2 separate regions of the Mus musculus genome follow, and region 2 is linked to region 1. A link is a loop called in an ENCODE intact Hi-C map of the cell type or tissue named here. Cell type or tissue: heart. All regions are shown on one strand. Each heading gives the region's core, and the rest is flanking DNA. Links, peaks and the distances in the headings are about the cores only.

What was found. A loop is a pair of places that touch in the nucleus more often than their neighbours do. Peaks named below come from ENCODE experiments on the same cell type or tissue, not always from the same donor. Only the 100,000 strongest peaks of a DNase experiment are listed, where the experiment ranks them.
Region 2: a loop joins it to region 1, with 14 times the contacts of the local background. A loop is called at or near these places in 5 of 42 quality-filtered maps.

The regions. Positions count from the first base shown.
Region 1 is chr8:35,844,872-35,860,815 of GRCm38, forward strand. No RefSeq gene overlaps it. Among named protein-coding and RNA genes, the nearest start is that of Cldn23, 26 kb to the left of the region's middle. In heart, for the core only: a CTCF peak has its summit at 5,732 (motif pointing left); a DNase peak (open chromatin) is centred at 5,680; H3K4me3 peaks cover 626 bases; H3K27ac peaks cover 241 bases; H3K27me3 peaks cover 378 bases.
Region 2 is chr8:35,472,233-35,488,176 of GRCm38, forward strand. It overlaps Eri1 (exoribonuclease 1), which reads right to left. Exons shown (of 7, transcript NM_026067.3): 3 at 10,284-10,494; 4 at 6,328-6,411; 5 at 4,227-4,336; 6 at 2,165-2,279. Among named protein-coding and RNA genes, the nearest start is that of Gm51568, 15 kb to the right of the region's middle. In heart, for the core only: a CTCF peak has its summit at 7,189 (motif pointing right); no DNase peak of the experiment used is centred there.

The DNA of each region.
Region 1 (15,944 bases), core at 2,627-10,626:
TGACCTATTTTCTTATTTGTTTAGTTTTCTCTTGCTTATGTCCCTTTATAAATAGGGGATTTTGTTTTTCAGAGGTTTTTTGTTTTTTGAGTAGCACAGTCTGCTGTCTAGACAGACACATCCGCGTGCTGCAGCCTTTGTGCTGAGGACTGTGGGGGAGCATGCCTAGCCAGAGCTTCTGTCCTGGAAGTGAGGGAGCAGAGGACACCCTAAGGTCCTTGGCAGATGGATGAGTAGTCCCCAGGCAGGTCAAGAACAACAGGGAACAGACTATGGAGGAGAATTCTTGAAGATTGTTACGTGTGTTCAGGCTGTACCAGTGCACTAAAGTGTATGGGTGTGGGGGATATTTAAACACAGAGAAACTTGTGTTTGTGTGTGTATGTGTGTGAGTGTGTTTGTATATGTGTGAGTATGTGTGTATGTGTATATGTGAGTGTGTGTATGTGAGTGTGTGTATGTATGTGAGTGTGTGTGTGTGAGTATGTGTGTATATGAGTGTGTGTATGTATGTGAGTGTGTGTGTGTATGTGTGTGTATGTGAGTGTATATGTGTGTGTGTGTGTGTGTGTGTGTGTGTGTGTAAGAGCTTTTGCAGTCTCTTTCCAACTGTTAGGATGCATTTCTTAACTTACAATCTGGTTTCACCTTCACAAAGGTACATAAGCAAGAGCAAACAAAACAAATAAGAAAAAGGGTGATCAAAGTGTGTGCATGTATGTATATGTGTGTGGACATGTGTATGTGTTTCATCATTAAAATTGATCTAAGAAAGCTAGAGCTGGTTCAGAAACAACCCCAGTGTTGTGCTTAACTGGGAATATGGTCTTCATTTTCAGACCTGTGTAGCTACTTTTTAAAGTATATTTTTAAGATTTTTAGTGTGTGTATGTGTGTGTGTGTGTGTGTATTGTATGTATGTATGTATGTATGTATGTATGTATGTATGTATGTATGTATGTATGTACAGGTGCCCATGGAGACCAGAAGAGGTTGTCAGGTCCCCTGTAGTTGGAGTTAAGGTCTCACATGCATGCTGGGCACGGAACCCAGGAAAAGTATCAAATACTCTTAATTGCCGAGCCATCCTCCAAGCTGGAACAGAGCAGTTTCAAAGCAGGGTAACATCATGTTAGGCCTGTCATAACTTATCAGCGTGATGGAGAGGAAGGGAGAAAGGAGGGCTGCTTGGCGAGGTACTGTAACTGGGGGATGGCAAGCGTTAGATGTGAACATTGGACAGACAGATAGACAGACAGGCTTTGAGAGGAGCAAAGGTGGCACGTTGAATATGATGGGTATGATGGAACAAGTGGAAAAGCCGGGATTCTGTCAAGATGGAGGATAGTGGTTCTGTGGGGGCAGGCGGATGGGGAGGGGCAGGCGGAAGAGGAGGGGCAGGCAGAAGGGAGGGGCAGGCTGGGCTGTGCCCGTGAATGCATTTGACTCTGGTAGTTCATGGACTTTAGGAAGGATCATCCCGTAGTGACACTGAGATGGAGGAGGCTAGGTCTGAAGCCCTTCCTTGGTTGCTCTGGGACTTGTTAGCTTGGCCAGCTTTGTCGGACTCAATTCACCTGTTTAAAAACTTTCCTCAGTTTGCAACTCGGTTTTGGTATCACACAATCACTGATAAAATTTCACCCTTCCGCCTTTCCCCGTCCCCTTATTTTTTTAATTTTTTTTTTTTTTTTTTTTTTTTTGCTGAATATGCTCTTCTAGTATATAAAGTAAAAGAGAACAAAATGTCAGGTCAATCACTTGAAAATAAAAAGAAGCGTCTGTCCACCTGATGTCACCCCCAAAATCTTCAGAAAATGAGGTTAGCCACAGCTCCATGATCGTAGCTTGACATGAAAACATACCGGGCATATGAGCAAATACCAGCATAGAAATAAAAATGTCCTGGGAAACTTCCTCCCTGATGACTAAGCTTCGAGGTGCAGGAAGCAAGGGGCTAGGCAGGCTGTTGGGGGAAAGAGATTAGTGATCTCACCCAATGCTGGACCTTGCTGTGTTCAACGTTAACCTTCCAGGCAACATTCACCCACTGATGGGCAATAGTGGTACAAATGTTATGGCATAGCTGATTGGATTTGAGGAAATTTTATGTTTGGTACTATAGTTCAGAAGAGGTCAGTCCAGGACCTTTGGAAAATTCCACCAGACACCTCCCCTCCTGGAAGAGAAAGGTTATGGAGCACTTAGGCACCCCTCCCCTCCAGAAAGGAGAGGCCGATTACATTCCTCAGACCACAGGGGAGGACCAACCATCAGCCACCTTCGAGTGGTGGAAGCCCCCAGAGCACGTAGACACATTCCGAAGGGCTAACCGGCCATTGGTCACCAACAGACAATGGAAGTCCTTGCTACTTCATTCCCTAAGGACCAATCAGTTTAAAAGTCACATTGTTCTACCAATCACATTGTGCCTAGTGGATGTTGCTCTATTCTACCCCTGAAAACTGTATAAAAACTCACTGAATGGGCCACCAAGAGGTGGAGGCCTTGCCTTCAGGTGTAGGACAACCCCAGTGCACTGGGTCAATAAATTCCTCTTGCTTTTGCAGTAATCCCCAGCTTTGAGTTGTTCACTCGGTGGAGGGGAGAGTGGCAGCAGTCACAAGTAAGCTAAGGCTCGCCAGAGTCTTACAGTCCTGGTCAAAAGCCAAGGTTGGGCAGGTCATAGGCTGTAGAATAGAATAGATAAATTATACTGTCAAATTCTAACCATTTATGTTCATACCCAGAGACCCGGGCTGCTCTCATTCTTGGTCAGAGGCGCTTCTCTTTGCTATGGGCAGCAGTCAACGCACAGATGTGTAACTGGTCAAAAACTGAAGATAAGAGGCTGAGTCCTCAGCCCTAATGGGATATCTGTACCCACCTCACCATCATCGAGTCTCAGAGAACACAGTGTAAGAGGAGGTAGAGGGAACATAAGAGCCAGACAGTGGGAATAGGTGCTGTGAACATCTGCTATTTCAGGCACAAACTCCTAACAGCTGTGCAAAACTTCTGCATGATCAAGCCAACTGAACTTCTGAGGCAGACGATCTCCTGGCCTTACCCCTGGTGGAGGAGCTACTGGCAGTGGACAGTTGCTGCCAGTGGGAGACTCACTCTTTTCTCTTTTTCTGGAGCATGGTCATGGGTAGGTTTCCCATGATGCACTGGGTGGCACTCATTCACACATGAGCAGTACAAACTTGACCTAGTAGGTAAACAACAAAAGAAAAAAACCATCAAGTTAGGAGGGAGTGTGATAGTGGGAGGCATGGGAGAAGAAAATGAGGGGTAGATGTGATCAGATCTAGAGTAAACACTCTGAAATTCTCAGGGAGAAAGAAAAAAGATGTAAAAACTTTAAGAAATAGAAGTAGAAATGCCAGGGTTCCTGCCTTTTTCTATTGCTGCACCTACCTGGGGCACACTAATAGTCCTGTTATGAACATGTGTTGAGTGAACTACACCTAACTTATTGAAGAGATTTCTCAACTCCACCTCGACTCCTCCTTTCATGTAATGGAACCACTGTTGTAAGAAAATACTCGAGTCAGTTTTGATTTCCAAACTTGTTCCACATTGCTGAAAGAGTTTGGTGACTCACAAACATTCTGGCTTTGACCACAGCCAAATTGCTATTTGGTAAAAGGAAGCCTCATGGTGACCGCTTCCAGCCAGAAACCTGGTTCTCACTGGAACAGCTTCTTAAATGATCCTGCCATCTTTCTTTGTGCGGTGGTCAGTCTTACTGTGACAGTCGGAGTGCTTTTCTCTATTTGGGTAGGCTTAAGTAGAAAGAATGCAGAGGCTTGCTCTTCTGCATGAAGCAAAAACATAGTTGGTACCTTAGAATGTTGAGTTAATATTTTCAATCCTGTCTTCATTATTTTTCCATAAGGAACTTTCAAGACTCCAGCTTGACAACGGCAAGGACCTGACAAGGGTTCCTTTCCGTTTTAAGATCCCACCAGACAAATGAGTCATCGGGACGGGAACCTACTATAAAGTCATTCATCTGAGCTGCATGGGACAACCCACTTTGACCAAGTTGGATTAGAGTTTATTATTCAGTATTTTGTTTTATGTCGTGATAAATACCTTCTTAAAGTCACATGTGTTATTCTGAGCAGAGTTTCAGAATTCAGAGATTCAGAGGTATAAATATTTGATTGAATTTGAACTGTACTGTTTATGATAAGTTAAAATGAGCTATTTTGTTTTGTATATAACAATCACACACACACACACACACACACACACACACACACACACACACGCACGCACGCACGCACGCACGCACGCACCAGCAGTAACTACGATCTGGGCATCCTTGCACGCAGCACACTCAGCCCACATCTGCCCTTCTCTTCTGCCAGGATGTGCCATGTGACTTCTTCCTGTGCTCTCCTTGCTTGGCAGAAGCTCATATCTTGAGGACAGCAGGAGCCGGGCCATTTGGTAGAACCAGCTCTACCTGTATCACCATCAGCCAACACACCTTCAGGCTGAGCAAGACAAAGTCAAAACAAACGAGCAAGCAAGCAAACAAACACCTCTGTGGAGCTTGGTGAGTGGAGATCTGCTGTGTAGGCTTAAATTTCTTTCTTTCTTTCTTTCTTTCTTTCTTTCTTTCTTTCTTTCTTTCTTTCTTTCTTTCTTTCTTTCTTTCTTTCTTCCTTCCTTCCTTCCTTCCTTCCTTCCTTCCTTCCTTCCTTCCTTCCTTCCTTTCTTTAAGTAAAAAACCTACTTTATTTTGGGTTCTTAAACACTTCAACCTCCCTTCTAACCCACCAATCAGAGGTTGGGGAAAAAGAAGGTTAATAGAAAAATGGTGTTGTGGACCTGCTTACAAGGAGTTCCTTGGAGTGGTTCCGCTCTTATTGTCAGGATACCAACAGTCCGGTCCAATAGCAAACATCATAACACCAACCAGTAGCAGCCGCACCATCCAGCAGAAACAGCAAGGCTCCGCCGAATGGGCACAAGTCAGCGGAAGCGGACCGTTCTGGCTGGAATACCACAAGAACTTCTTTGGCGCATTTCTGTCTATAAAGTAAAGAGCAACGAAGACCAGTGAAGACCAGCGAGGCGTTGTATGGCGTAGCAATACGAGAGCACCCTCCTATTGTTTGTGGGGTTCCATTTATATTCTTTCTAAACATCAACCGCCCTCTCAAGTGTCTATTTTCAGCAAAAAAAAAAAAAAAAAACATTACATGCCCTCTCACAAGACGGCGTCAGGAAAACATCACATGACACAACTGGGTTGTTAAAGAAACCAGAAATTTCCACTTCACTGCTGTCTCTGCAAGGACCAGTGCAGGCAGCTAGGTTTTAAGGGAGCAAAGGGCCAACTTGGTTTTTTTTTCCCCAATATTTTGCTCTAATTTTCTCTAGGATGAGCTTTCTCTGCCTGTGGATGCGTTTCCACGGCTTTCCCTACACATCTTTAGGTACCAGCAGCAACTCCTTAGATTTCTCCTGCTCCTGACTAGGGAGCAGGCGTCATGGCGTCTAGTGGACTTCCTTTTTAGTCACTCGCCCTGGCTATGAGCTCCCTTCCTCTATGTTTGCTCTCCTTTGGGGTTCACGGGGAGAGGGAAGAAGAATGGAAGATCTCAAAAAAGTTTCAGACTGACGTCCCTCCTTACGTCTTGCCCGCTTCTGTGTGCCAAGGGACAAATGTTGATTTTTTTGTCCTAGAGCGCCCTCTTGTGGCTCCACAGGGCACAACCTTCTGCGACCCCATTGATGCTCGCTCGGAAGCTGCTGCAAGTGTTCCTTTCCGCAGAGGCACTTCTAGAGGGGCTTCATTTCCTGCAGCCCAGGTCAAGGACAGTTTCCTTCTGTTGGGCGCGCTTCTGACTCATAGGAACCAGAGCTTCTGTGAAGCCTCTACTACCTTACGCTAGCCCTCTCCTTTCCACCCCTTGCCTTTTCCGTTGCTTAAAGCTCAGCAAAGCTTTTTTTTTTTTTTTTTTTGCTGTGGCTATGGGTGGGATAATAGTCTCTTGACTATTTTCCAAACGGCAGGTGGATTCATTTTCTCACTCGGTCTTCCACGTCTCTTTTCTGTATCTAGTCAGAAGTAGGTGAGTGGTAGAGGGAGACTTTTTTGTTCTTGTTATTTGTTTATTTTTACCTAGTCCCAGTGAGGAGAATTACTTAAAATCTCTACGGTTTCAAAGGACGCCAGGCCCCCCTACCATCCTGTTTAGTGATCCCTTGGCCTTCCCTTCTGAACTTGGGGGGGAATGATGGGTAATAGGCTTATGATGGGGGGGGTGGTATTGAGAATCACTGCTAGTTTTGCAGAAACGGCTAACAGCCTGATCTACACATAGAGGTATTCACACCACCGACCGTCAGTTTGAGACCCTTGGATTAAACTCTATGTTTAAATGCTCGGGGGGGGGGGGTTCAGTGTTAGCCCCCTTTTACAAAAGATCAAACTTAAGACTCAGAAAGGTTAAGCAGCCCACCCAGGTTTTGTATGACGAAGGCATGGTGAATGTGAACTTATTTACTGTCTTCCAATATCCCACCAAAACCGTTATTTCTTAAAGACTCAGAGGGAAGAGGGAGGAGGAGGGAGGCGGGAGGACGGAGGAGAGAGGGAGGATTATGACTTAAGCTCTCAGTTCAGAATTTGATGGAAAGGGAAACCTGGCTTTAAAGTCAGCTTCACAAACACACCAGGTCTGATCTCTTTTGGGATCCAAATTGAGCTGAAGGTTCTGTTATTAAAACAACAACAACAAACAAATAAACAACAACAAAATCCCTCAAACAAACAACCAAGATGTCATGGAGTTTGGGTGAGTGTTTGTAGGTCTCTAGAGTTCCGAACAAAGGCTGATACCTGGTGGTTTCCAAAGCCCCTTTCCCCTTTACTGTGGACTAATAGGGCCAGGGAGGGAGGTGGAAATCAGTTACATTGTAACACTTGTGGGATGGAGGTAGAAATCAGTTACATTGTAACACTTGTGGGATGGAGGTAGAAATCAGTTACATTGTAACACTTGTGGGATGGAGGTGGAAATCAGTTACATTGTAACACTTGTATAAAAGGATGGACTCGGCTATTGTGAGGCTCAACTCCTTTCTCTTTGCTGTGTGTGATGTTGGTGTTTAGAGTTTGTTTTCCACTGATACTTGTGGTGGTTACCTCAGGCTGACGCCAGCAGAGCACACTCACCCGGTGACTTGACACCACCAGCACCTGTCCCCTCACAGTCAGAGAGGTCAGAGGTTCTCACTGCAAAGCTTCTTGCAGAACTGGCAAGTGGCCCCAGCCACTCTTCAATGTCCACATGTACAGATCATGAATTTGACTCTCAAGTGGAAGTCTCTTGCATCTCTCATTTTAGATGTGTGTTGATAATGCAATTGATTTCCACCTTCTTTGCTAGTCCTGTTACTCTACCCAGAGAAGGAAAAGGACTTTGGAAACTGTGTATCCTGAGCTCTTGTTCTGAACCTGAAAGCTAGAGACCCACAAGCACTCATCTAGACTCCACCTGGCTGGTGTTGTTTTCTATATAAAAGAAAAGGTTCGTCTCAAAGGCTCTGCAAACCTCTGCTGCAAACCTCTCCACTGGTTAGTCACGTCCCCATAGAGCACACAGGACCCTTCTTACCTAGGAGCCAGCCCAGGAGAATTTGGTAGCTACAGTCTATGGAAACTCTAGTGCAGGTAGCTTATGGCATGGTGAACTTTCCCAATAATGGATTAGGTTTATTATCAAAAGTTAAAACTGGTTAGTTCATTATCTATATGATATTTTATATAATTCTAAAGAAAATTTGCATTTATATTATTTAGATATATAGTATTTGTATACTAGTTATATATAAGGTGTACTAATTATACATAATGTTTTTCAGAAGAGCATTCTGAAACCTTTCAGGAAGTTTTTGTTAGCTGAAATTCTAAGTCAATTTCAAATAAATGAAAGTGCTGTTACCTTTAGTGTGTGCTGCGACTTGACTGTTTGCTAAGAACATTCAAGGACAATGTCCATAGTAAACAGGTGATTGTTGGTGCCCTTGTAGCTTTGCCTGAGTCTCTGGGATTATTCCCACAATTCTCCAATGCATTGGGATAACCTTTCTTACATTGTGTGAAGGTGTTTCTCTGTATTTTCAATTGTTATTTCTGTACCGGCAGAGAACTAAGTGCTGGCAGGATTCTCGTATAGTCATTTCTATGGTCCAGAGCTGGGTTTTCTGTTTTGTGAATATTTGCCCTTCTTCACCTGGCTCAAAGCAATCTAGAAATTGCATGAGGATGTCTCAGTACTGATTGGTTGTAATGAAGATCTGACAGCCAAGAGCTGGCCAGGAAGTAGGGAGTGTAACTTCCAGGCAGAGAGAATGAATCAGGGGAAGAAGGCTGAAGAGAAGGATGGGAGAATGAACACAGAAAGGAACAGAAGCGGACTGCAGAAGAGAGAAAGGTATAGAGCTAACCACATGGCAAGTGATGGGCAAGATATACATATATATACATATATATACATATATATACATATATATACATATATATATGTATATATATGTATATATATGTGTGTATGTATATGTGTGTGTGTGTGGTGTGTGTGTGATATACCATATATATATATCAATCATATACCATATATATCATATACCATATATATTTATAATATAAAAGGCTTGAGCTTTGAAGTATTAGAAGCTTCCATGCCATTATTTATACTGCTGGTGGGTTAGAGAAAATCCTGCTATACCCAAGGGAACGCCTTCCCATGCCAACAGGAAGCCTAGGCAGGTTGTGTTTCCCACTAACACACCTCTGACACCATCTCTGACATAGAAAAATAATGTTAATAAATATATTAGTCTCAGTAAAATAATCATTAAATTTATTTGTCACATGGCTAAAGATAAGGTTTGACTTTAAAAATCATAGACAATGCCCACCTTGCCAAGTCTTAGGGTCTTGAGTGGTACCAAGGTGTCCAGGTTTAAGTGAGATGGTAGCTATGGGAGCCGCACCCCCTCTGAGAACTTAGAGATGTTCTGGTCATTTCCAAGCAAGAGTAGAGTGGTAGAGCTAGGAGCAATGCTGTCATTGGAAATCAGATTCAGAGTCACCGAAGCAGGCACTGAGCCGTATTTGAAAGGTGACAAGACCTTGCTGGGTTTAACAGAAGACTCTAAGTCATGTAACAGTAAACATAAATCCAGTTATACAGCTAGGCATCTTGGTGTTGTTCATTTTGCCAACAGGAAGACAAAAACACTTAGCCTTCCTTGCGTTTGTCTTTTAACAGAAGGTAGTAAATGAAAAGCTCTAGTGGAAATAATATGCTCAACAGACTAACAAGTGCCGCGCGCGGTGTTGCGGTCGTGAGAGAGGAGATGACACGGCGGTGTTCAGTGCCATCTGCAGAACCCCACCTTTGACCCCGAGTTCCATGTTAATTACGCGACTTCTCCTCCATGCAAGCCTTTTGCAGAGTGGCCCTCGTGCCTACATCCTCACCCACTCATGTCTCTCCTTGCTGCCTCAATTAGCTGTCTTGTGTCCCACAGAAAACAATGACTTCCTTATCTTTTACATCCTATGACTGATTGCCTGTCTTGGGAACACAATTTGGCACCACTGTCTTCCTCCTTGTTCATGAAAGTCTAGGCTCGGTGGTTATCCTGGGCTTTTGACAAAGTGCTTCCTTCTCCACCAGTGCCTAAGCTCTCCTGTTTGGCTACACCAAGAGTTTCCTCCTTGGAATTGTTGGACTCTGGGTCCTTCCCATCATTTAGGGGCTCCCCCCAATGTGCTTGGCAAAAGGAGTTGCCACTTCATCCCAACAATCTTTCATTGTCCCACAGGAGCTAGAGCCCTGTGACACTGTCTATCTCTTACATGTAAATAGCTTGCCCCTGTAGAAGGAACATCTTGTGAGGACAGAGACTTAGTGATCCTCACTGGGCCATTTAGATTTTATCAGCTTGACACAAACTGAGTCACCCGGGGGAAATGGAAATTTCAGTTGAGGAATGGCCAGTAGGCAAGCCTGTGGGGTCATTAATGATTGACAAGAGAGGGCTCAGTTCACCGATGGCAGGTGCTACCCCTGGGTTTCTTTTTGTTTGTTTGTTTGTTTTGTTTTGTTTTTTGAAACATGGTTTTCCTGTGTAGCTCTGGCTGTCCTGGAATCCACTTTATAGACCAGGCTGGCCCCGAACTCAGAAATCCACCTACCTCTGCCTCCCAAGTGCTGGGATTAAAGACTTGTGCCACCACTGCCCAGCCCCCTAGGTTTCTCAAGGGCAGGTGATTCTGGTTAAGAGCACTGGCTGCTCTTCCCAAGGACCTGGGTTCAACTCACGTGGCAGCTCGAAACTGTCTGATAGCTCTAGCTCCAGGGAATTCAACATACATGCAGGCAAAACATCAATGCACAGAAAATAAAAATAAATAATGATAGAAAAAGAAAAAAAGAAAAAGAAAGAGAAAGAGAAAGAGAAAAAGAAGAAGAAGAAAAGAAAAAGAAAGAGAAAAAAAGAAAAAGAAAAGGAAAAGGAAAAGGAAAAGGAAAAGGAAAAGGAAAAGGAAAAGGAAAAAGAAAAGAAGCGGAACAAGCCACGGAGATCAGGAGAGTCAGCACTGTTCCTCTATGGTCTGTGCCTCAGTTTTCAGTTCCTGCCTCCAAGTTGGCTTCCTGCCTTGGCTTTCCTTCCTGCTGGAGGGCAGCCTGTGAGCCAGCTAAACCCTATCTTCTCCAAGATGATTTGGTCATTGCCAGTGCAGAAATTTGGGGATGTATTCAATAAACACATGTGGAGTAAAAAAAAAAAATTAAATTGTTGACAATCAGCTTTTAACTTACTTGTTCTCCCCCCTTCTCCCCGCTTCTCTCCTCCCTCACTTCTACCCCCTTCTCCCTCCCTTCTCCGTGTCTGTGTGGATCCGTTTCAGTAGGTCTTGTATGTGAAGCTGTTTGTTGTGGTCTAAGTATTTTAGGTTCAATGCTTTGGGTTAAAAATACTTTGAAAAGTCAGCTCCGGTATTTTGGAAAAGTGGAATATAGCAGGGGAGGTAGGCACATGAATACATTTTCGACATTATGATAAGATGTATCTAATATAGTATTTATTGTTTTAAGAATTTGTGAGTACGGCACTTGCGATACTAGATACATCTATATGTTGTGTATCTTTACACGAGCCTTTTGTTATCCTTAGCATAAACTATACTTTTAAACAGTAACTCCATTCGACCCTGCCCCCTTATCTCTGCTGGTCTTCCTTCTACTCTCTGTATTTATGAATGTGTATCAAAGGACTTCATGTGCATCAAAACCCACAATATTTGTCTTTCTGTGACTGGTTTATTTTTGCTTACAATGACATCTTCAAGAATGTCCCACACTGTAATATGTTTCAATTTCCTTTCCTTTTTCTAGGCAGAATTATATGTTATCACAGACATCGAGTTTTTCTATCCATTTACCTAGAGATACGTACTTGAGTCTCTCTCTCTCTCTCTCACAGTAAATGACGGTACTTCTTATGGCTTGAATATGGAACGCCATTCACAGGCTCCTGTGTTGAAAATACTTGGTCTCCAGCTCGTGGCATCGTTTTGGGAAGTTGTAGAACTTTTAAGGATTAGGTCAACCTGGGTCCTTGAGGTTGGTCTTCATGGGTTATACCCAGAGTCCACTTTGAGCTGGGGCACTCTGTCTCTTAGTCAACACTTCAAGAAACTTCCAGAGCAGACTCCCATCACTTAGCCTGGCCATGCCAGCTGCATGCCTCCCCTCTCACCATAGACCCTCCGAATTATGGGCTATAGTAAGTCTCTGTTCTTTTACGTTGCTTCTGCAAGGTGCTTGGCCACAGTGATGTGAAAGTAATTAACGCAGTACCCAAATGTGTGTGCACGCACATCAACCTGAGGCCTTTTGTTTCCAGTCCTTTTGATTTCTGCAGAAGCACAGAGTTGCTGGACCATAAGGAAATCTTGTATTCAGCTTTTTTGAGGAGCCAAACCGTTTCTCACAGCAGCTACACCAGTTCAGAACCTGGCCATAATATTAGAATCTTCAGTAGCGCCTCTGAATTCATTGTGTTTCCTTACGTCTGTCTCACATGCATGTATCCACCCAGCCCCTTGAGCTGGGTATTCTAATATTATATTGTGCTAGCTAGTTTTACATCAATATAACACAAACTTGAGTTATTATCAGGATAGTAATGAAAATCATGTGCTTCTATGGATAACATTTTAGGTTCTGGACCAAGGTACACTGAAGTTATCTTCCCTTAAGGGAGGAGTTTCCCCCACGCACCCCACGTTTTAAGAGAGGTGATGTTTGCGATTTTGCTTCTGTCGTGCTGGAAATGATCCCCTGGCATGGGTCAAAGACCATGACAGCATGGCCTCATTAAATGTCAGCAAATCCTGATGTGTCTTTCTTGGTGTACGGTCTCTGCTTACAATTTTCTATGGGCTGCAGATCTCAGAGCGGTGAGAAGGGAATGAAGGCCACATTTCACAGTGATTTTACAGAGCCACGGAGCTATGCAACATGATACTCAGCTTACATATGTGTTCAACAAACAAGAATATTACCATCATTATTTGGGATCAAGGGACATACAAAATGCCTGGCAGAGAGTAGACCAGGTAACATGGAGAGGATGAGCCTGCGCCTGCTAACTCATGGCCCAGATTTCCCAACCAAGCTTAAGGAATGGAAAAGGGCTGAAGCTCCTATAAGCTGGAGCTCTGCAGTGTGGTTCCTGCCTGGTCTTTCTGGCTCTATCTCCTGAACTGAAGCAGTACTTCATTACTTTGAATGCCCAGATAGCTTTGTGTGACTTGACTTTCTTTGTTTGTTTGCTGTTTGGTATCCACCCATGCTGGCTAATTTTATTTCAACTCGACACAGTCAAGAGTCCTCTGAGAATGGAGGGAACCCCAGTTGAGGAAATGCTGTATGATCACGCTGCACCTCATTTTCTTAATTAGTTAGTGTGGGGGAGGGGAGGGCCCATTCCATTGTGGGTAAGATCATCACTAGGCTGGATGTCCTGGGTTTTATAAAAAAGCAGGCTGAGAAACCCATAGAGAGAAAGCTAATAAGCAGCACCCTTCCATGGCCTCTGCATTCAGGTTCCTGCCCTGCTTGACGGCCTTCTCCGACTTCCTTTTGTGATAGACCATGAGAGTTCAAGTGTAAGACAGATAAACCCTTTGCCCTACAACTTGCTTTTGGTCACAGTGTGTGTCATCACAGCAATAGCAACCGGAAGGCAGAAGTTGGGATCAGCATAGTGGGATAATGTGAGACACCTGGCCATGTTGCTTAGGGGGGGATTGTGGAAGGATTTTTGAAACTTTGGGCTAGAGAAGCCCAGAGTATTGAGATCTCCGTGGGATGTTCTATAGGATCTTGGAAGATAAGAGTGTTGAAAGCAGTGCAGATGATGGAGGCCTGGCTTGTGACGTTTCAGAGGGAAGCAAAGATTCTACCAGGCCTTATGTGTTAAGAATCTGTGGTTCTGGTCAGATGAAGCTGAAGAATTCTCTGTGATTAACAAAAGACCAAAACCACTAAAGACAAACCTTTACTTTGCTGGGACAGTGGATGCTGGTAGGCTGGGGCCAAAGAATCAGCCATGATTAGGAAGAGGCCAGCATCGTTGAGGTGAAATCTGGGAAGTGTGTCCTTAGAGTCATCACATGCCAGCTGTATTCAGAGGCAGCCAAGGTTCTGCCTTGTACTGACAGCCAAGTTTGGGCATGGATGAGAGTCACCCCGGTGGTACTGGGTAGTCATGAGGGGGCCACAGAGAACAGGTGAGGCTTGCTTGGCACTGAGTCCAGGAGAGGCCATTGGTGAAAGTGCAGCCTCAGTGGCAGGCGAAAGCCTAGGAATGAAGAGACCATGAAGAAAAGTTGAAGCGTTGCAACATTAAGAAAGTCCAGGAGAGGCTGTTGGTTGCAGTAGAAGACCCCAGCATTTTGGAGATGCCAGTATCATGGGATGACCACCAAGAAGAGCAGCCATGGGTCCTGGCCAAGCTTACAAGATAAGCCATGTGTGCTACAGAGGGCAGAGCTGAAGAAGTGACCCAAGGCCCTGGGAGAAGCCCAGGATGTTGTGAGTGAATCCCAGATACTGCACATTGAATTATTTATACTGTTGGAGTACGGCTTAGCTTTGCTTAGATTGTGACTGTGTGCTATTTTTTCCCTCTTGAAGTAAGAAAGTATTTAGCTTATTTTATAGGAGTCCACAGTTAAGAGACTGTTCTTAGACAAGATTTTAGATTTAAAAGTGACCTTGGGGAGCTGGAGAGATGGCTCAGTGGTTAAGAGCACTGACTGCTCTTCCAGAGGTCCAGAGTTCAATTCCCAGCAACCACATGGTGGTTTACAATCACCTGTACTGGGATCTGATGCCTTCTTCTGATGTGTCTGAAGACAGCTACAATGTACTCATATAAATAAAAGTTTTATATATATATATATGTGTGTGTGTGTGTGTGTGTGTGTGTGTGTGTGTATGTATAAAGGAGACATTGAATTTTACAGAGATAGCTCTTAAAGTGTTTGAATTGGTAAAGACTGTGAAAATTTAAGTTTGTAACATGTTTTATGTTCGTGATGTTTATCTATCTGAGATCTTGGGGATGAACCACAAAATGGAAGGGTTGTGTCTTAAAAGCATTGTGTGTCAATTGACAAAGGGCCAATTGTGTTGCCTAATTTTATGTCAACTTGACACAGATGAGCGTCACCTGAGAGGAGGAAACCCCAGTTGGAAAAAACGCCTCCATCAGATCAGCCTGTAGAGCAAGTTCTTAATGACTGATGTGGAAGGACCCAGTCCATTGTGGGTGGTACCTTCCCTAGGCAGGCGGTCCTGAGTTCTATGAGAAAGCAGGCTGAGCAAGCCCTGGGGAGAGAGCCAGTAAGCAGTCCCCCTTCATGTCCGCTCCATCAGCTCCTGCCTCCGTGTTCCAGCCCTACCTGACTTCCTGACTTCCTCTAGTGATGCGGAAGTGTAAGCCAAATTAACCCGTTCCTGCCCAGGTTGCTTTTAGTCGTGTTGTTCCATCGTTGCATTAGTGACCCTAACTGAGACACCACCTAAACACACCTTGCATCAACAGTAACTGGGTTATAGATGGCTCTAGAACATGTGACAGGAAAGCGGGAGTGAGGCGTTGCTCAGCATTACCCGGTGGATGCCTGTGCAGTTCTGTTACTGGCTTTAGGTGAAAGGTATTATCGCTTACATCTCAGGACCCAAGCTGTTTGTGGCCACCGGGCAATAGAGGGTTTGTGAGGTTTCGTGGAGAGTCCGACCGGGCTAGATGCTTAACCTTAGACTCCGGGTCCGCTCAGCTTCCCTGGTATCCTTTTGGGCTTTCTGACCTGTCTTCATCACTATCATCAAGTAAGTTTCGGTTGCCTTCTTCAACCTACTACTTCCTGTAAGGCCCACAAGGGCTTTTTATGAAATTCCTTGGTGGTGTTATTCTTTCATCTGCCAGCAGGTGTCAGCACATCTCAGGGAGTAAAATACCCTGTACCTGGCTGGGTACCTGTTCTTTTGTTAACTAAATTTGGGTGGAAAGAGGTGGGAAATCGTGAAGAAAATTATCACAGCACCAGCATCAGAGTGCCCGGGCTGCTGTTAAGAGGCAGCTTCGTCTCCTCAAATCCTTTCAGAGCTTGAGATATGTATACCAGGGACAACTGTCATTTTGGCTGCTGAAATAATTCATACTCAGGACCATAGGTTATTTACATGTAAAAATGAGGATGGCTGTATAAGTACCTCACAGAAGGAAGTGTGAGGAAGCAGACTTACAAAAGTCAGCCATGTACCTCAAAGCACAGAGCGGTAGGTGCTTTGCTGGGGCGACAGGTCACTTAATAATTAGCATTT
Region 2 (15,944 bases), core at 3,856-11,855, 370 kb before region 1:
AGAAATATCAAACCCTATTTTAGTTTAAGCCAGTTGATTAACAATTTATAATGTCTACCTTGTAAGTTTTTAACTTTATGATGAGGAAACAAAGAGATTAATACATTTTGACTGTCCATTTCTAACAAGCACTTGAGAAAAGCTGGGTTAGAAGTAACGAGGCAGGAGGTGAAGCAGCTACAGGTGATGGGATGCTGCCAGTTCTGATTCAGAAGCAGAGTGAAGCAAGTGAAGCACAGTGAAGCACAGTGAAGCACAGTGAAGCACAGTGAAGCAAGTGCAGACAGTGCGGACAGTGCGGAAACAGGACTCAGTGCGCTGAAGCACTGCTCAGGTTTTCCCTTTCAGATTGGTTTTGAATTTTGTGTAACATTTTTTAAAAGTTGTTTTTTTTTTTTTTTAAATTTCCAAAATGTGTGACAAGAAAAACTGAGAAATTATAAAATATAATCAAAGGACTAACATGGCATAACCAAACCAATAGCAAAAAGCTGGGACCTAATTTAAAAGAAAAAAGGATGGACAAACACCTAAGTATCTGGCAATCACAGATGGCAGCAAGGATCTGAATCTGCTGTGAAGGAGGCAGCACAGTGGACAAAGCCTCTGGAAACCAGCAAGGCAGTGAGTGAGGCACATACCCTGGGACCATCAGCTCCACGCCCAGGTTTACTCCCGCTAAGTGAGTATATAAAGGCACCAGAAGACGTATAAGAATGTTTACAGTAGCACTGTTCAAAAAAATACTAAACTAGAAAAACAAAAAACCAAAAAAAAAAAAAAAAAAAAGAGAAACCACTTTCCCTGCCCTGCCAAATGTAATTTTCAATAAAGTTTTTTGGTTTTGGGTTTTTTTTTGTTTGTTTGTTTGTTTTAAAAGTACCCTTAAAGGGGGGGGGGATTCAAACTATATTAGAACATACTTTATCAAAAGATGTTATAAAAGGAGAAAGATAATGACAAAGAATCAGAGACATGACAGAAAGCAAAGCAAATAACCAAGGGATTTTTTTGAGAAGACTTAAGAACAAGTTAAAATTACAAGATTAATGGCTCCAAGACAGTAATCCTGAAAGCCAGTAACAGTCTGTTCTGAGCACTGAGAAGGTAACAGTTTGACTGGTGAGTAACAGAGATTTCCAACCAGCCAGGGGTGGTGGCACAGCCTACAACCTCAGCACTCTGCAGGAGCTACACTCTGAGCCTCTGCTTCCATTATACAAAAGAGCAGGAGGAGGAGGCGGCTTCCTGAGTAGTCTCCATAGGCCCCGAGCAGTGACTCAATTATAAACATGCAGGTTGGGAAGGGTATTTAGAGGCAGGAGACTTAACAGAGCTTAGCCAGTGTTCACTGTAGGAATCCAACAGCTATGTCACAACGAAACCTCAAGTACAGCACAAGCGTAAAAGCACAAGAGTAAGACATGTGAAGAGACACCTTCTTAAAGGTGAGAGGATCTGTGTGAGAACAAGAACCAGTTCTGATGAGGACCATGACCAGAAATGTACATTTCCCTATGCCTTTAAATATCAGTTTAAAATTTACACTACTTATACATGTTAACTTTGATCAAAAGAAAGTAAAATTAAAAAGACAGCTTAGGCATATAGTGCTTACCCAGCAAACATGACACACTAGGTTCAAGATCTAGTATTACACAAAAGCAAAAACAAAATCCAATAGCATTCGTCCCAGAAGCAATCCACTTATGAATCTGTCTGTTAAAGGGTAATGCATTAAATGAGAATAAAAAGGTGGGTAGAGGAGCTACAGTTTAACCTGAACACAGCTGAGATTCTAAAAAGTAACAATTAGATAGCTTTGTTTTTCCTGTAGGGAGAAAGAACCTTTAAAAAGATTACATGGGATGGAGGCATGGCTCAGCTGTTAAGAGCTGCTCTTGTTGCTCGTACAGAGAGCACCCAGGTTGGGTTCCTGGGACCCATATGGTGGTTCTCAACCACCTTTAACTCAAGGTGCATCTTCTCCTCCATGGGCATCAGGTATGCTTATGGTCCATATACATATACACAGGCAAAACTCTGTTACACATAAATTTAAAAACCTAAAAACATCTAATACCCATATAAAATCACAGCTGAATATATATGTATAACAGAGCAAACATGGCTAAGAAAATAACTAATGAAAAGGCCTTTTTACCTTATAGAAGTTTCCGTATGACTTCCGGATATTGATCCACTTCTTAGCGAAGGCCGGGTGTTTGAGTCTGCTGAGCCGGCACTGGATGCTCAGGAACTTACTCATATCCCAGGAGCTTAGAGAGAGAAAAGGGTGCGAAGTGAGTGCTATACTATGACAACAAAGAACACTTTAAACTGTTGTTTTCCTTACATCAACTTTCTCACACTCACAGAAAATACCAAGCTTAAAAAAGTAACCTCCATTCCTAGAAAATACTATTAAGCTTTTAAAAGGGGGGAAAAAGCAGTATTTTCTTCGCAAACTCTTCTTACTAAGCTCATCTTGATAGCTTTTGTGGTTCTGATTCTTGGCCAAACTTCTACCTTTCTGAGTTTTTCTGTGTAACTGGTAGGCTCACATGTTATAACAAATTTATCATTTTAGTTAAGTTCTTTACTAACTCAAACCCTTATATTTTATGGGTTAAATATAACCTGGCCTGCTGTTTATTTCTCCACTGCTTACTGGTTAATGTCAGTGCTACAAAGCACAGTACACACTCCTTAATCCTGGCACTTCGAAGGCTGTAGCACAGACCAGTCAGAGCTATGTCACATAGTGAGATCTTGTCTCCAAAAAAGGCCAATCAGGTTGAGTGTACCACATAGAAGCTGAGTTCATTTGAATGTGGCCTTTCTTGGGCAAAGTCAAACCAGCAGCAATTAGAACCTTCAGTGGGAAATTTTACAATCCCTCAACTCAGTTACTATAAAATCAAACATATATATTATAAATAAAATACTATAAATGCCCTAGGATCCTACCGCTTCTGTGTACTTTTAACAGCCTGAACTGAAACACCCATCACCACTAACTCTGAGCAGATAACCTGAGCTGCCTTATTTTATTTCTGGAGGCATCAACCACTATTTTTGCTACTGTTCTAATAAAAACAAAAATATCATACAAATTTTGAATGATTCATGCCAGAATTTAGTATTTTAAAAAATTGCCCTGCTTTGTAAAATGATAGAAATGACAGTCAATGTTAGCAGGAACACGGCTCATGTTTAAAATCATTAAGATTTCTAAACATGACATCCAGATTTCTAAAAGCAATGATAATATGTAAGTTCCATGTGCAGCTCCTGTCATCCGAGGGAGCAGCATCCTAACAGGGAGGAGCTCACTACCCTGCACAACAGAGCCAGAGCAGAAGGCTCCTGCCTTTTTCCTTTACCTTAGTGCTGCTGAGGTAGTGACCTGCTACGGTGTCTACAATGTCTGTAATCCTTCTGTCAACCCTTCCGATTTTCCTATGTAGACTTTCATTTCTCTCTCCCTCCCTCCCTCTCTCTCTCTTCAGGGAGGAGGCACAAGTAGAGTTTTGAGACAGGGTCTCAAACTATAGCCCAGGCTTGCCTAATTTAATTCACGATGTGGGCTGACCTTGAATCCCTGAATCCTCCAGCCTCCAACTCCCAAGTGGGCGACTACAGGTGAACACCCCAACACCCAGCTCTCATTTCTCTTTTCATTTAACAGGTAACTGGACTTGGAAGACTACAGGGCGAAAAAAGCAAATGCTCTGAAAGGACTTCCAACATCCTACAAAAAGAGCACACATCAGACGGTCAGCATGGCATACATCCCGACGGCTGTAAGGTGTGGAAGGAGCACTGAGCTGTGGTAAGTAAGGGTAGAACCAGGTGGTAAGGCAGAGAATCTCCCAGAAGGGAGAAAACATGAATTGGGCAGAGATCGGGCAAACCCTTAGTGAGTGGGCAGCCTGAAGAATGGTGGGTGAGGCAGATTTGTGTGGACTGTGTGGTGCTAGGACACCGAGCCGTAGGCCTGTGAACAAGTGAATGTCAGGATGGACAGAGGGACACAGACAAGCTGTTTCAGCAGTACATGGGAATATGTACCATCCTGAGAACTCAATGTGAGATGAAAAAATACTTTCTGTAGAGTGACTCCTGGGGACTTTAATAAGTAAAGGTCCATGGACATTCGAATAGTTACATGAATTAAGAGCCTCTTTTAGTTAAAAGGAATTTGCAAGTATTTTCTTACTTACCCATCTGTTAGTATACAGTACTTGTACTTAGTTCCCAACTCCTTTGACTTCATCCACTCAATCACTTTTTTCAGGACCTGAGGGAAAGCATCGGCTCTGTCTACCTGATCCTGAGGACACAAAAGGAGAAAGAGGTTGGCGTAGTTACTGCTTGTAGCCTGCAGCACAGGCACACATCAACTGGAGGGAAGTCAAGCGCATGTGAACCGTTACACTTTCTGCGATTTCCATGACTAAGACCTACTTACCACCCAAATGCTCACCCAAGACAGGAAGAAATCATTTTATACCCAAGAAGTAGGGACTGCTTTCAAATGAGTGTACAATTCTCCCAAAATTAAGATTTAAGATTGTCCTGGTTTTGTCAACTTCACACAGGTGGCCTAGAGTCGCCTGGGAGGAGTGAATCTCAAGGGAAGAACTGCCTGGATCAGACCAGCCTGTGGGCAGCATCTGGACTGCTGAAGCAGAGGGCCAAACCCACTGTGGGCAGCCCCACCCCTGGGCAGGTGGCTAGAGGTCTGCTGAGTAAGAAAGCCTGCGGAGCTGGACCCAGAGAGCAAGCCTGCTGAGTGAGGCACTCAGCAATCCCTCCAGTATCCGCTTCCATCTCATCCCTGATTTCCATCAATGATGAACTCAAAAGTCCTTTCCTTCCAAACTGCTTTTGGTTGTGGTATTTTTTTTACAGCTATAGAAAGCAAACTAGAACAAAAACCAACCCTAGTGGCTCTTTATGATTAACTGATCCTTTAGACAACGGGCAAATATCCCATCTAACCTATGGCCCCTAAGAATTCTCCATGTCAAAGCTCACCTTCTCCACACTACAGTATACTACAGTATGTGTAGCACACTGTACCACACTGCCATAGGGCCAGACTTTGTAAAACATCAGTTTGATGTATTGCAGGTCTCTTACACTTGCTTCCAAAATCATAGAACCTTTTATGATTTGCTTGCCTCTGCCCAGCTCAAACACCATCTCAAGAGCCCAAGGACCTGAGCCATCCTGAACTACACTGAGCTCTGCCACAACACACCTAAAATGCCCAAGCCTTCCTTTCTGCCCATTCACTTATGATCAGTCTAAGTTCAACAACATAAAGACGCTTCTCATTGCAGCCCTCCCTTCCAACACAGATATAAGTCCTCTGTATAGATGCCTTCACAACCTAATAAAATACTAACTTGTCATTCTTCCTATCCAAACCGTGACCACTGGTTTATTCTGTCTGATCCTGACAGATAGGCAACTGAAGCAGAAACTGACCATACTTGACATTCACATAAAGTGGGAGGCAGTGAACAAACTAATGAAAGAACCAAATAAATTAACAAAGCCCACACATTGAAACTTAAACAAAATCCAAGGATGGACTAACAAAGGCGTGTAGTCAAGACTGTAACAGACCCGTTCTAAGCCTATCTCAGTGACACTTACCTCACTAACGCTCTCTTTACAACAGAAATCTTGACTGCTTCTTCACAACTCTGAGGGGAGGGTGAGTGTAGAGCTGACTTTTTGGCTTTAACTTTTGGTTCTGAGGTGAATCTGCCAGTGATGCGCAGGCCTGGTCTCAGATATCTGTGCTCAAGAGACCCTCTAGCCTAGAATTGCAGCCCCTACGCCCTTAACCTGTGAGACTACAGCATTTACCAGCTCTAAGGCTTTTTGTTAAAAATTTTTCTTTTATCATTATTATATTACTGTAACATAATTTACTGTTTTTTTTAATTCTTTTTAAAATTTGTATGTATGAATAACCTGCTTTCATATGTACTATGTGCATATTTAGTGCCTATGGAGGGCAGAAAAGGGCATTGGATCCTGGGTCTGGATTGTGAGCCACCACATGGGTGCTGGGAATCAAACCCACACATTCTCTGGAAGAAGAGCCAGTGATCTTAACCACTGAACCATCTCTTTTTGCTGTTGTTATTTTAATTACAGTATGAAAGACTTTTACAAAATAAGGAAAACAGCACATTAAATTGTTTATAATAATATTTTTTAAACTATCTACAAAGGAAACCACTGATTTAAAATTTTCAAATTCAAAATAACCACAATCAACAGAAATGAAAAGAGAATACTCACCTGAGTGATTCCAGTAAGACCGATGCAGAACTCTGAAAGCTGATCATTGACTTCTGGCCTCACATACTGCTGAAACGTATCTTCCTGCAAGGGAGGACATAAAGGCATGTGTTTCACCTGACTACAGTACATGACATGCACACTCAACAAATCCAGCCACAGATGAATTGCACCCATTCCAGACGGATTATTTCAGAGTTCCTAAGGAGACTCTCCTGGATCCCCAAGAACAATCCCTCTGAAATTTAAATATAAAGACACAACATATTTGGGGTTTTAAAGACATCAAGTTAGCAGGTGTCTGAAAGCGCACCTTCAAACCACAGCTAAGGTAAATATTTTCTTTGCCTATAAAATACTTGTCACCTTGTTTGCCTGCTGACACAGCTGGTACTTTACAATAGTGGGTTGTAAAAACAATACATCCTTCAGAAGAAATAAGGCCTCAATTGTAGGAAATCAGCTCTTGTTCGTTACATTAAAGCATTCAATGAAACTAAACACCGAGAGTCAAACCTTGCCATGTGACTACAGCAACTTATAAGACACTAATTGTAGCAATTCTCAAGTTTTCACATTGGTGTCCAAGTTCTATGCTCCCAACTCTGAGAACTTTAGCAGGCTTTGAGAAAGCTTCTTTTTCCTCCTGCTGGACACTACTTCCTCAAACTACTGGGTTATTTTTTGAAAATTAAGACCAATTTCAAAACCTGAAGATTTAAAGATGGCAACTGTTAATCTCAACTATATACAAATAAAAAGAATAATTTTTTTTTATAGAAAAAAGTTTTAAAAAATTGATTCTCCTTCCTGTGTGTATGTACGTGCATATAAATACACATAAGCACAAAGCCTATGGCAGCCAGCAGAGGGCATCGATCTCCTAGATCTCTTGGAGCTGCAACTACAGTAAGCTGTGAGGCTACTGATGAGCGTCCTGGAAACCAAACAGCAGTACGCACTCTACCTGCTGAGCCATCTCTCCAGTCCCCCAAGGTTTAAACGTTAAGAATGGCAAAGGTACATACTTTCTCAGAACAAATTGTTTTTTAAAACAAATTGTATGTGTGTGTATATTTATTTTATATGTATGCCTGCTCTGTCTGCATGTATGTCACCCAGAAGAGGGTGTTGTATTCTCTGAAACTGGTTTCAAACAGTTGACGGCTATCATGCAGATGTACGAAGAGAACCTGGATTTTTTTTTTTGAAGAACAGCTAGTGTTCTTAACCACTGAGAAATCTCACCAGGAGTAAGAACAAATTCTTATTACACACTGATCTTACAACAATCTGTTAAGCAGATGTTTAATGAGAACTGTAAAAGTAAAAAGCAGCAAAGAACATTTTAATTTCAAAAGTTAAATACATGCTTTTCATTTATTAGGTTTTTTTTCAACAAGAATTTTAGTTAATTGGAATGTTATAAATATACAGAGTCTATAAAAGTCCTTGTGAGTGATCAGTATGTTGTTTATAATTATTATTTGGGGAGTATGTTTTGTTTGAGGCAAAGGTCTCACTATGTAGACCAGGTTAGCTTTACTTGACTCTGGCCCCAGTGCTGGGATCAAGGGAGGATGCTCTCACACACCACTTCTAATTTATGAAATTTTCAAACATCTTAAATTTATTTGTATACATACACATGTGTGATTACAAGGCACAAATGTAAAGGTCAGAGGTCAAGTGGGGAGTTGTCCTTTCTCTTCTACCATGCTCATTCTAGTCCTCAGGCTAGGCACAAGAACCCCTTGAGCAATTTTGCCAGTTCCATGGTTTATAACTTTAAGTAAAAACTTTTCAAAGATGGAATTCCCTTTGGCATTACAACCAAGTACTACTAAATACACTGTCACAAAGATGTAAAGTTTCCCAGAGCCTGCTTGGTGGTGCCCACCTTTAATCCCAGCATGTAGGAGACAGAGACAAGGGGTAGGGGTGGCAAATCACTTTCAATGAGCATATTACAGAGACCTATTTACTCATGGATCAAATACTATTAAAAAAAAAAAAAAAAAGAGTGGCCCAAGGAAGAAGGATCACAGACAACGGCTCTGCGGTGGCGTTCATACGTTACCCTATTAAACGAGATAATTAGGTGGGCTTTACTTGAAGGTGAACTCTAACGTACTGGAGGGTTTCTGGGGGGATGGCGTATGTGGATAAGAAGCTGGAAAATGGTGGGCATTTTTGAGAAAACAGAATCAAGTTGGTATAGCTGGAATAGATTGAATTGAATAAAAAATAAACAAATACATAAAAACAGGAGGCAACCCGAGGTAAAAGGAGGCTAGATTAATACACGAAATACATTTTTTTGTTGTTAATTTAAAGTTAAATCAGAAGTCATGGCAAAATTTTGAAGGGGTTCTTTGGGCCACTGTGCTGAAGCTGGCTGGTATCAAGGATAGAAAAACAGAATAACTAGATAAAGAATTACACAGAACCTTACAGCCTACCTAGGCTCGAATAGGCAGGCAACAGTAACAATGGGCGATCCTACCTCAATGAAGTAGGAGAAAACCAACTCACCAAAGCTGTCCTCTGACCTTCACACAAGGGAGCATGTGAGTGCACGCACACACACACACACGCACGCACACACCACTTTATAAACTTTAAAAAAGAGAGCAGAGCTTAAACTTAATTGAAATAAGTATAAGAGAACACAAGAAGAAAACAAAGACAGAAGTATATGTAACTTATTTAAAGAGTTTCTCCAAAAAGAAGAAGGTAGCTGGCAATATCAGGGAATGAGGATTTCTTGTGGTGCGACAGGATGTAATGAGAATACATCTGAAAGCAGTGTGTCCTAATGCCTCAACGAAGGAAGAAAAATGCTAAATCAGTGTCCTGAACTGAGAGAAGAAATAAAATCTAAGGATTTGTGGTGGTTTGAATGTTTAGCCCAGGGAACAGTGCTATTAGGATGTGCAGCCGTGTTGGAGAAAATGTGTCACTGTGGGGGTGGGCTTTGACACCCCCCTCCTAGCCATGTGGGAGACAGTCCTGTTTGCCTTCAGAACAAGATGTAGACCTCTCAGCTCCTCCAGCACCATGTCTGCCTGGATGCTGCCATGCTTCCTGCCTTGATAGTAATGGACTGAACCTCTGAACCTGTTAAGCCAGCCCCAATGAAATGTTGTCCTTATAAGAGTTGCCTTGGTCCTGATGTCTCTTCTCAGCAGCAAACCCTGAGACAACCCAAGGCATCTCCCTTCATTGCTGCCATTTTTCTTTTTAACTTGACTAATAATCTGTTTTGGGAAAGGCTGGATTATGCCGGGGAGAACATAGCTGAGAGGTTTTGAGCAGAAAAACTACACATTACCACGACAGGCCTTTCTGTTCTTGGTGAATAGACTGATGAGGCACTGTGACATCTCCTCACTCAGAGTCTATAATACAGAAGGCATTATTTTGAGGGATTCATTCTAGGAAGTCCTGAATTAAAAACGTAGTGCCGATAATTACTTGGGGGTACTTACGTGCAGCTTGAGAAGGCAGGCCTAGATGTTTCCCCTATGCCATCAGCAGTTACCTCTACAAACAGTCCTGTGCCCTCACTGTACATCAAAACCATCTAAGGAGCTTTAAGGAAGTATGTTGATGCCAAGAGCCCTCACAGAACTAGATTCTTAGCATCATGCACCAGGGTAGGTTTCCAGTTCCTTTGTCACTTCCCTGAGTAGATTGGTATCTACTCAGGTATTCTAAGTAACAGAAAAAGCACAATTTTAGCTCATGGACAAGAAGAAAAACAGTTCCTAGAACTGCTGTTTCACTGTGGTTTTTCTATTAATCATGCTGATATGGAACTCACAGCAATATGCAAAAGTGTCCTTTTGAAATTCTATTTCCAGCTAAGATGGCAAACAAGAGCTCCTGGCTCACTAATGAACACTAGAATAGTTGCCACTAAAACTGAGATGAAGATGCAACAATTCACTCACGATTTCTAAGGTGTGTGTATTCAACAGGACAACAGGAAACTCAATGATTTCATGTAGGAACTCAGCTGGGTTCCCCTCTTCACAAGTAGCCTCAAAGTCAATGATACAAATGTAGTCATAGTAACTGTCCCCAGCGGAGCTCTCTTTCAGCATCAACTTCTGCTTCTTGTAATAGTTTTTCAGTCTCTTCTTTAGAACATCCTTGACTCCTCTAGAAACACAAGATTAAGTAAATGTTACAGTCAAGAATCACAACTCCAACCTGCTGGCTCTAGCTTGCACTTGCAGCCACAGCAAAACTAACAAATGCTATCTAAAACAAATACAAGAAAAGAACGAAAACCTCAACACTAAGTTAGCAAAGAGCTAATGAAAACACAATGATTAATATAACAAAAATTTCCTTTATAATTGAAAGGTGTCTTCTTCATTATATCTAGTAATTCAAGCCATAACCTTGAACCTGCACATAACACTGCCCTGTATGTTAAGACATACATGATATAAAAACTGAAGCTAACAGGACAAGCTGTAATGTTGAGTAAGGGAAGTCAGGTAAATTGAACACACTGTACTCTTTCTTTTGGCATTCATGGTTTAGACAACTAAACAAAAACTTTTGAGGGTATGAAAGTATTATGCCCTCAAGTTGAATGTCTTAAGCTACTTCAAAAGTAACTGAGGATATACCACCCCAGAGCATTCTTTGAGAGAACAGTAAGATAGTGAGAGTCTGAGTAAACCTAGGTTGCTGGATTTCTTGATCACATCACCAATTAGTGACTTAAAACTTACATGTTTTAAGTCTATTGTTTTCCTTTCTAAACGACCTCTGAAGCACAAGAAAACGATAATCTACGAAAACGATAATCAACCAATGCCTGTTTTAAACATTTTTGTGATTTTTCTTTTTTTGAGACAGGGTCTTGCTATGTAGCTCCGGCTGTCCTGGAACGATGTAGACCAGGCTGGGTTTGCACTCAGAGATCACCTGCTTCTGCAGCCTCTTGAGTGCTGGGGTTAAAGGTGCGTGCCATCATGCCCAGTGCTTTAATGTTTTCTTCTCACAATATCAACCTAGGAAAGTCCCTCAACCCTTTTCACTTTAAGATGCTGAGTCACCTATGAGCTGTGACTACTTTAAGTTACTTTCTGTTCATTTCTTTTCTCTCACCTTATTTATCTATTGTTTCTCTGAGGAAATGGCACTGTGAACCTGATGGTGGCACAAACACTGACCTAGCTGCCCAGGGTCAAACCCTCTCTCTAACATCTGCCCTGCTCCTTTGTATCCTAGCAGTGTTTACCAGCTCTACCTGAACACTACTGTGAATCAGGTTGTCCCAATGTCTCTACTATAGCTTCTTAGTGTTGTGGACTACAGCAGAGGCCACGCTTATCACAGCCCGCAGCACACTGCTTCACCTCACGGAAGAACTGAGCACTAAACCTGGCAGTGGTGGCGCACACCTTTGATCCCAGCACTTGGGAGGCAGAGGTAGGAGGACCTGATTTCTGTGAGTTCAAGACCAGCCTGGTCAACAGAGTGTGTTCCAATACAGCCAGGACTAGACAGAGAAACCCTGGCTCAAAAACAGCCAAACCAACCAACCAACCAAACCAAAACACCAAAAACAAAAACCAAACAAAAACCAAACAAAAACAAAAAGAATTGAGCACTAATTCAAGTTCCCGTGAAAGGCATCTTCAGTGGTTCCCTTCAGTTACAAGGTAATGTGGACTTCAGCACAGAATTCCCTCACTGTGCCTCACCTTACCATCTCAGGCTCACTGAAACACTCCTCCCCACAGCATGCTGCTACACTGGAAGCTATGACTGTATGGCTCTGTGTGCCGTAATCTGAATTTGCAACACACTTTCAAATCCTTTTAAGTTTGATTATACAATAAAGACAAGAGGCCAGCAGAGTCTTGCCCAACACCCGCAAGGGCCCACACGGGACTCCCCACGGGATCCTAAGACCTCTGGTGAGTGGAACACAGCGCCTGCCCCAATCCAATCGCGTGGAACCTGAGACTGCGGTACATAGGGAAGCAGGCTACCCGGGCTTGATCTGGGGCACAAGCCCCTTCAGCTCCACTCGAGCCCCGGGCTACCTTGCCAGCGGAGTCACCTGACACCCGCAAGGGCCCACACAGGATTCCACACGAGATCCTAAGACCTCTAGTGAGTGGAACACAACTTCTGCCAGGAGTCTCGTTCGAACACCAGATATCTGGGTACCTGCCCTGCAAGAAGAGAGCTTGCCTGCAGAGAATACTCTGCCCACTGAAACTAAGGAGAGTGCTACCCTCCAGGTCTGCTTATAGAGGCTAACAGAGTCACCTGAAGAACAAGCTCTTAACAGTGACAACTAAAACAGCTAGCTTCAGAGATTACCAGATGGCAAAAGGCAAACGTAAGAATCCTACTAACAGAAATCAAGACCACTCACCATCATCAGAATGCAGCACTCCCACCCCACCTAGTCCTGGGCACCCCAACACAACCGAAAATCTAGACACAGATTTAAAAACATTTCTCATGATGATGATAGAGGACATCAAGAAGGACTTTCATAAGTCATTTAAAGAATTACAGGAGAGCACTGCTAAAGAGTTACAGGCCCTTAAAGAAAAGCAGGAAAACACAGCCAAACAGGTAGAAATCATTAAAGAAAAACAGGAAAACACATCCAAACAGGTGATGGAAATGAACAAAACCATACTAGAACTAAAAGGGGAAGTAGACACAATAAAGAAAACCCAAAGCGAGGCAACGCTGGAGATAGAAACCCTAGGAAAGAGATCTGGAACCATAGATGCGAGCATCAGCAACAGAATACAAGAAATGGAAGAGAGAATCTCAGGTGCAGAAGATTCCATAGAGAACATCGACACAACAGTCAAAGAAAATACAAAATGCAAAAGGATCCTAACTCAAAACATCCAGGTAATCCAGGACACAATGAGAAGACCAAACCTACGGATAATAGGAATTGATGAGAATGAAGATTTTCAACCTAAAGGGCCAGCTAATATCTTCAACAAAATAATAGAAGAAAACTTCCCAAACATAAAAAAAGAGATGCCCATGATCATACAAGAAGCCTACAGAACTCCAAATAGACTGGACCAGAAAAGAAATTCCTCCCGACACATAATAATCAGAACAACAAATGCACTAAATAAAGATAGAATATTAAAAGCAGTAAGGGAGAAAGGTCAAGTAACATATAAAGGAAGGCCTATCAGAATTACACCAGACTTTTCACCAGAGACTATGAAAGCCAGAAGAGCCTGGACAGATGTTATACAGACACTAAGAGAACACAAATGCCAGCCCAGGCTAATATACCCGGCCAAACTCTCAATTACCATAGATGGAGAAACCAAAGTATTCCACGACAAATCCAAATTCACACAATATCTTTCCATGAATCCAGCCCTTCAAAGGATAATAACAGAAAAGAAGCAATACAAGGACGGAAATCACGCCCTAGAACAAGCAAGAAAGTAATCCCTCAACAAACCAAAAAGAAGACAGCCACAAGAACAGAATGCCAACTCTAACAACAAAAAAATAAAAGGAAGCAACAATTACTTTTCCTTAATATCTCTTAATATCAATGGACTCAATTCCCCAATAAAAAGACATAGACTAACAGACTGGCTACACAAACAGGACCCAACATTCTGCTGCTTACAGGAAACCCATCTCAGGGAAAAAGACAGACACTACCTCAGAGTGAAAGGCTGGAAAACAATTTTCCAAGCAAATGGACTGAAGAAACAAGCTGGAGTAGCCATTTTAATATCGGATAAAATCGACTTCCAACCCAAAGTTATCAAAAAAGACAAGGAGGGACACTTCATACTCATCAAAGGTAAAATCCTCCAAGAGGAACTCTCCATTCTGAATATCTACGCACCAAATGCAAGGGCAGCCACATTCATTAGAGACACTTTAGTAAAGCTCAAAGCATACATTGCACCTCACACAATAATAGTGGGAGACTTCAACACACCACTTTCTTCAATGGACAGATCGTGGAAACAGAAACTAAACAGGGACACAGTGAAACTAACAGAAGTTATGAAACAAATGGACCTGACAGATATCTACAGAACATTTTATCCTAAAACAAAAGGATATACCTTCTTCTCAGCACCTCACGGGACCTTCTCCAAAATTGACCATATAATTGGTCACAAAACAGGCCTCAATAGATACAAAAATATTGAAATTGTCCCATGTATCCTATCAGACCACCATGGCCTAAGACTGATCTTCAATAACAACATAAATAATGGAAAGCCAACATTCACGTGGAAACTGAATAACACTCTTCTCAATGATACCTTGGTCAAGGAAGGAATAAAGAAAGAAATTAAAGACTTTTTAGAGTTTAATGAAAATGAAGCCACAACGTACCCAAACCTATGGGACACAATGAAAGCATTTCTAAGAGGGAAACTCATAGCTCTGAGTGCCTCCAAGAAGAAACGGGAGACAGCACATACTAGCAGCTTGACAACACATCTAAAAGCCCTAGAAAAAAAGGAAGCAAATTCACCCAAGAGGAGTAGACGGCAGGAAATAATCAAACTCAGGGGTGAAATCAACCAAGTGGAAACAAGAAGAACTATTCAAAGAATTAACCAAACGAGGAGTTGGTTCTTTGAGAAAATCAACAAGATAGATAAACCCTTAGCTAGACTCACTAAAGGGCATAGGGACAAAATCCTAATTAACAAAATCAGAAATGAAAAGGGAGACATAACAACAGATCCTGAAGAAATCCAAAACACCATCAGATCCTTCTACAAAAGGCTATACTCAACAAAACTGGAAAACCTGGACGAAATGGACAAATTTCTGGACAGATACCAGGTACCAAAGTTGAATCAGGATCAAGTTGACCATCTAAACAGTCCCATATCACCTAAAGAAATAGAAGCAGTTATTAATAGTCTCCCAACCAAAAAAAGCCCAGGACCAGATGGGTTTAGTGCAGAGTTCTATCAGACCTTCAAAGAAGATCTAATTCCAGTTCTGCACAAACTATTTCACAAAATAGAAGTAGAAGGTACTCTACCCAACTCATTTTATGAAGCCACTATTACTCTGATACCTAAACCACAGAAAGACCCAACAAAGATAGAGAACTTCAGACCAATTTCTCTTATGAATATCGATGCAAAAATCCTCAATAAAATTCTCGCTAACCGAATCCAAGAACACATTAAAGCAATCATCCATCCTGACCAAGTAGGTTTTATTCCAGGGATGCAGGGATGGTTTAATATACGAAAATCCATCAATGTAATCCATTATATAAACAAACTCAAAGACAAAATCCACATGATCATCTCGTTAGATGCAGAAAAAGCATTTGACAAGATCCAACACCCATTCATGATAAAAGTTTTGGAAAGATCAGGAATTCAAGGCCCATACCTAAACATGATAAAAGCAATCTACAGCAAACCAGTAGCCAACATCAAAGTAAATGGAGAGAAGCTGGAAGCAATCCCACTAAAATCAGGGACTAGACAAGGCTGCCCACTTTCTCCCTACCTTTTCAACATAGTACTTGAAGCAGAGCAATTCGACAACAAAAGGAGATCAAGGGGATACAAATTGGAAAAGAGGAAGTC